Regions from separate parts of the Homo sapiens genome. Here region 1 is linked to region 2. Evidence: read pairs that join two places in POLR2A ChIA-PET (ENCODE). Cell type or tissue: GM12878. All regions are shown on one strand. Links, peaks and the distances in the headings refer to the core of each region. The heading gives the core; the rest is flanking DNA. Region 1 overlaps RYR1 (ryanodine receptor 1). Region 2 overlaps MAP4K1 (mitogen-activated protein kinase kinase kinase kinase 1).

Evidence for each region. Peaks named below come from ENCODE experiments on the same cell type or tissue, not always from the same donor. Only the 100,000 strongest peaks of a DNase experiment are listed, where the experiment ranks them.
Region 1: POLR2A ChIA-PET joins it to region 2 with 7 read pairs; 19 of 35 experiments call an interaction of 5 or more read pairs at or near these places.

What each region holds. Positions count from the first base shown.
Region 1 is chr19:38,550,307-38,553,113 of GRCh38, reverse strand. The region is part of intron 89 of RYR1 (ryanodine receptor 1); the gene reads right to left. Among named protein-coding and RNA genes, the nearest start is that of MAP4K1-AS1, 45 kb to the left of the region's middle. In GM12878, for the core only: no CTCF peak of the experiment used is centred there; a DNase peak (open chromatin) is centred at 1,503.
Region 2 is chr19:38,611,787-38,614,593 of GRCh38, reverse strand. It overlaps MAP4K1 (mitogen-activated protein kinase kinase kinase kinase 1), which reads left to right. Exons shown (of 31, transcript NM_001042600.3): 5 at 149-204; 6 at 302-349; 7 at 509-551; 8 at 642-714; 9 at 1,852-1,983. Among named protein-coding and RNA genes, the nearest start is that of MAP4K1, 4.8 kb to the left of the region's middle. RefSeq lists an enhancer at 1,395-1,895. In GM12878, for the core only: no CTCF peak of the experiment used is centred there; no DNase peak of the experiment used is centred there.

The DNA of each region.
Region 1 (2,807 bases), core at 109-2,608, 62 kb after region 2:
TGATCTGCCTGCCTTGGCCTCCCAAAGTGTTGAGATTACAGGCGTGAGCCACTGTGCCCAGCCTATATTTTGATTTTTAAAATCGTGAGTAATTATATATTCAAAAAATAAAATGAATACACTTTTCCCAGTTGCAGATTATAACTTTGTGTAACAGATGTTGAGCTGTAAAATGTCAGGTAGGTGACATTAAACCCTGTGATCTGTGCAGCCCCAGTCAGGAGAGATCATTACTCATTTTCAATTGTGAATCATGTGTACTTTAGCTCCTGCAAATGCTTTTTGCTTCTCTTGTAGCCACCCCAGACTCTCTCCCTAAACCTGCCAGGCTCGAGAGTAGGGCTGAGACCCCCAGCCAGGGCCCAGCCCCCAGGAAGTGCTCACTGACTATCGATTAGACCAGATTAACAGATGAATCTGAAGGCAGTGTACTCTGAGGCCAGACCGCCTGAGGTCTAACCCTAACCTTGTCACTTATTAAGATGGGTGACCTTAAGCATGTCCGTTTAATCTCCCTGTGCCTCAGTTTCCACATCCATAAAATGGGAATAAAAAGCAATCCTGGCCAGGCGCGGTGGCTCACGCCTGTAATCCCAGCACTTTGGGAGGCCGAGGCAGGTGGATCATGAGGTCAGGAGATCGAGACCACCTTGGCCAACATGGTGAAGCCCGTCTCTACTAAAAATACAAAAATTAGCTGGGTGTGGTGGCGCATGCCTGTAGTCCAGCTACTCGGGAAGCTAAGGCAGAAGAATCGCTTGAACCCAGGAAGCGGAGTTTGCAGTGAGCCGAGATCACATCACTGCACTCCAGCCTGGTGACAGAGTGAGACTCCTCCATCTCAAAAAAAAAAAAGCAGTCCTGCTGGGCATGGTAGCTTATGCTGGTAATCCCAGCACTTTGGGAGCCTGAGGTGGGCTGATTGCTTCAGTCCTGGAGTTCAAGACCAGCTAGGGCAACATGTCAAACCCCGTCTCTAAAATAAATAAATAAATAAAAGTAGCCGGGTGTGGTGGCACACACCTGGAGTCCCAGTTACTTGGGAGGCTAAGGTAGGAGGATCACCTGAGCCTGGGAGGTGGAGGCTACAGTGAGTTGTGATCACGCCACTGCACTCCAGACTGACTGATAAAGCAAGACCCTGTCTCAAAGAAGCAAAACAAAACAAAAATGTTTTACCATGTAGGGTTGCTGTAAGGACTAAATGAGCAAATTCATTTATACGCAGGGCACAGAGTGAGAATATGGTAACTATGAGCTCTTCATGAAGGTGGAGGGCTCAGGCACAGTGAAGGGTAAGAGGCTAGGAGGGATCAGCTGGGAGGCAGGGTCCGAAGGATGTGAGGCTCAGGTTCAGGGAAGCAGGCATTGCCCCTCAGGGTTGGGGAGGGAAACGAAAAGGCCAGCTGTGACAAAGGCTGCCAAGATGACAAGTCAGAGGGGACAGTCAGAGGTAAAGAGGTCACTGATGATCTTGGTCAGAGGAGTTTCAGGAGCCTGACAGGGACGGAAGCCGGCAAGCCCCGAATCAGGGAAGGAGTGGGAGGTGAGAACAGATGATCAAGGGCAGATGACTCTTGCAAGGCGTGGCTGAGAAGCAGAGAGACACAGTGAGGCTCTTGGGGGACAACTGGAAGGCATGGGGCACTTTGATTTTAACTCAGGGAACCCTGAGCTTACCTAAGTGCAGATGGCCAGTCACAGCTGCAACCCATAGACTAAGAAGCCATGGGCCAGGTGCAGTGGCTCACACCTGTAATCCCAGCACTCTGGGAGGCTGAGGCGGGCGGATCACTTGAGGTTGGGAATTTGAAACCAGCCTGACCATCACTTGAGGTCGGGAGTTCGAGACCAGCCTGACCAACATGGTGAAACCCCCGTCTCTACTAAAAATACAAAATTAGCCAGGCATGGTGGTGCATACCTGTAATCCCAGCGACTTGGGAGGCTGAGGCAGAAGAATCACTGAACCCAGGAGGCGGAGGTTGCAGTGAGCCAAGATCATACCATTGCACTCCAGCCTGGGCAACAAGAGCAAAACTCCGTCTCAAAAAAAAAAAAAAAAAAAAAAAAAAAAAAAAAAAAAAAGCCGTGAATCCACACTGATATAAATGAATGGATGAATGAGAAAATGAAATGAAATGGACAAGAAGGAAACACTCTTTCTTACAGTAAAATGGTGCCTAGTGATGGTAAAGCATACGGCGAAATGAGAAAACCACCATTTGTCAGCTACTAGAGGAATAATTGTTTCAGGCAAGAATCATCAATGGATGATGACCCCAGAGTTAGCAGAATATTTACATAGCCTCAAAGTATATCCTCATGAGACACTTATTGATTCCAAAGGGAATAACAGTAACTTCATTGTGGAGCCCCTGGTGAACACCGAGTTAACCAAGCCATCCAAGTTAACAACAGTAATGGGAAGAGACATTGGCCAGGTGCAGTGACTCACACCTGTAATCCCAGCACTTTGGGTGGCTGAGGCAGGAGGATCGCCTGAGCCCAGGGGGTCAAGGATGCAGTGAGCTAGGATTGTTTGACTGCACTCCAGCCGGGGCAATAGAGCAAGACTCTGACTCTAAAAACAAATAAATAAGAAAATAAACAGTAATGGGATGAAACCACATGTGCCTCCTAATACATTACACTGAGGACACATCACTTCTCTGATATTCCTGCAAAAGATGCATAACCCTAGTCTGATAATGATGAAAACTCAGACAAACCCACACTGAACGACATTTTACAAAACAGTTTGCCTGCGTTCTTCAAACATGTCAGGAAAGATAAAGACAGACCCA
Region 2 (2,807 bases), core at 84-2,583:
CACCCCACCATCTCCCCCTCCCACTGGTCCTATCCTATTTCCCCTCTCCCTATGGCACCCTCTTAGCTGGTGTGGGGGGGCAGGACTCCCCAGCCCAGGTTCCCTGGCTCCCATCCAATGCCTGGCCTGGCCGGGGTGACCTTTGCAGTGACAGGCTCCCTGTCAGAGCTCCAGATTAGCTATGTCTGCCGGGAAGTGCTCCAGGTAAGGAGAGGCCTGGGGATTCTGGGGATGGGAGGGGAGGGTGGCCCCACTCCAGCCCCCAAACACTCACTGTCCCCTTGTCCACCCTTCTCCCCAGGGACTGGCCTATTTGCACTCACAGAAGAAGATACACAGGGACATCAAGGTGGTCTGGGGGTGTAGGGGTGCTGTTGGGGGGTGGGGCCCAGGAGATGGGAGTGGCATTTCAGGGGCTCAGGGATCAGGGTAGTTTGAGCTGGCGGAGTGGGCTAGCACTGGGCTGGGGAGAGTCTCTGCAGCCTCCCATATCCCCTCTCATTCCCAGGGAGCTAACATCCTCATCAATGATGCTGGGGAGGTCAGATTGGGTGAGTAAGGCTGGGGGTTGAGCAGGGGGGCTGACTGGGGGGCCGGAAGCGCAGTGGACCCCAGATCACTATGTCTCCCTCTGCTTCCAGCTGACTTTGGCATCTCGGCCCAGATTGGGGCTACACTGGCCAGACGCCTCTCTTTCATTGGGACACCCTACTGGTGAGTGGCGCCCAGCGGGCAGCTAGGGGTGGAGTGGGGGTCAGTGGTTTTTCCTACCCTGGTTCCCCGGGATCCTCTTTCCTGGCTCCGTTCCCCTGCCTCGTCCTTTCTCCTTGGAAGATTCTTTCATTCTCTCTGGGTGTCGCTTGAGTTTTCCATTTTCCTCTCTCTTTGTGCCCTTTTCTGGCCATTGCTCTCGGTGTTTGTGTTGATTTTTATCTTGATTTCTCTGTCCCTCCATATCCATTTCTGTCTTTTTCCTCTAGCTCAGTTTGCAGTGCTCTCTGTCTCTTTGTTTCTGTCTCTCTCACTCTCTGTCTCTGCCTCTCTGTCTTTTCATTTTGTTTTGTTTTTAGAGACAGGGTCTCACTCTGTGGCCCAGGCTGGATTGCAGTGGCATAGTCACGGCTCACTGCAGCCTAGAACTCCTGGGCTCAGGAGATCCTCCCACCTCAGCCTCCCAAGTAGCTGGGACCACAGGTGTGCACCATGACACCTGGCTAATTTTTAAAATTTGTGTAGAGATGGTGTTGTTTTTTTTTTTTTTTCTTTTTCGTTCTTTTTTTTTTTCTTGAGACGGAGTTTTGCTCTGTTGCCCAGGCTGGAGTGCAGTGGCATGGTCTCAGCTCACTGCAACCTTCACCTCCCAGGTTCAAGCAATTCTCCTGCCTCAGCCACCAAGTAGCTGGGATTACAGACGCCTGCCACCACGCCCGGCTAATTTTTGTACTTTTAGTAGAGACGGGCTTTCACCATGTTGGTCAGGCTGGTCTCGAACTCCTCACCTCAGGTGATCTGTCCGCCTTGACCTCCCAAAGTGCTGGAATTACAGGCAAAAGCCACCGTGCCCAGCCGAGATAGGGTCTTGATAAGTTGCCCAGGCTGGTCTCAAACTCCTGGGCCTAAGCCATTCTCCTTGCTCAGCCTCCCAAAGTGCTGGGATTACAGGCGTGAGCCATCGCGCCCCGTCTGCATCTCTGTCTTCATCTGCCTGTGTCTGTCTTTACTCCTGTCCCTCTGTCTCTCCATCTGACTCTCTGTGTGCTGCGTCTCCCCTCAACTCCTTCTCCTTCTCTGCCCCTCCTTCCCTTCCTGTCCCCATGCCACCTCTGGCTCTCTGAGCGTGTCTGCCCCCAGGATGGCTCCGGAAGTGGCAGCTGTGGCCCTGAAGGGAGGATACAATGAGCTGTGTGACATCTGGTCCCTGGGCATCACGGCCATCGAACTGGCCGAGCTACAGCCACCGCTCTTTGATGTGCACCCTCTCAGGTAGGCAGGCGTGGGGTCCCCAGGCCCAGAGATCCTGTCTAGCCCTGGCCCAAAGCCCACCCTCAGCTTCCGCCTTCCATCCCAGGAACCTCCAATTCAGGGATCACCACTTGAGCCTACCTTTGCACGTGCTGCAGCTCTATTTTTTAAATTTAATTTAATATTTTATTTTATTTTATTTTTTATTTTTTAAGACAGAGTCTTGCTCTGTTGCCCAGGCTGGAGTGCAGTGGCACAATCTTGGCTCACTGCAACCTCCATCTCCTGGGTTCAAGCTATTTTCCTGCCTCAGCCTCCCGAGTAGCTGAGGCTGCAGGTGTGCACCACCACGCCCGGCTAATTTTTGTATTTTTAGTAGAGACGGGGTTTCAACATGTTGGCCAGGGTAGTCTCGAACTCCTGACCTCAGGTTATCTGCCCATCTTGGCTTCCGGAGGTGCTGGGATTACAGGCGTGAACCACTGCACCCAGCCTATTTATTTATTTTTATTTTTATTTATTTATTTATTTTTGAGATGGAGTCCCACTCTTGTTGCCCAGGCTGGAGTGCAGTGGCAAGATCTCAGCTCACTGCAACCTCTGCCTCCAGGGTTCAAGTGATTCTACCACCTCAACCTCCCAAGTGTGGGATTACAGGTGCACGCCACCATGCCTGGCTAATTTTTGTATGTTTTGGTAGAGACGGGGTTTCACTATGTTGACCAGGCTGGTCTTGAACTCCTGACCTCAAGTGATCCACTTGCCTTGGCCTCCCAAAATGCTGGGATTAAAGGTGTGAGCCACCACGCCCAGACATTTTTTAAATTAATTAATTAATTCTTATT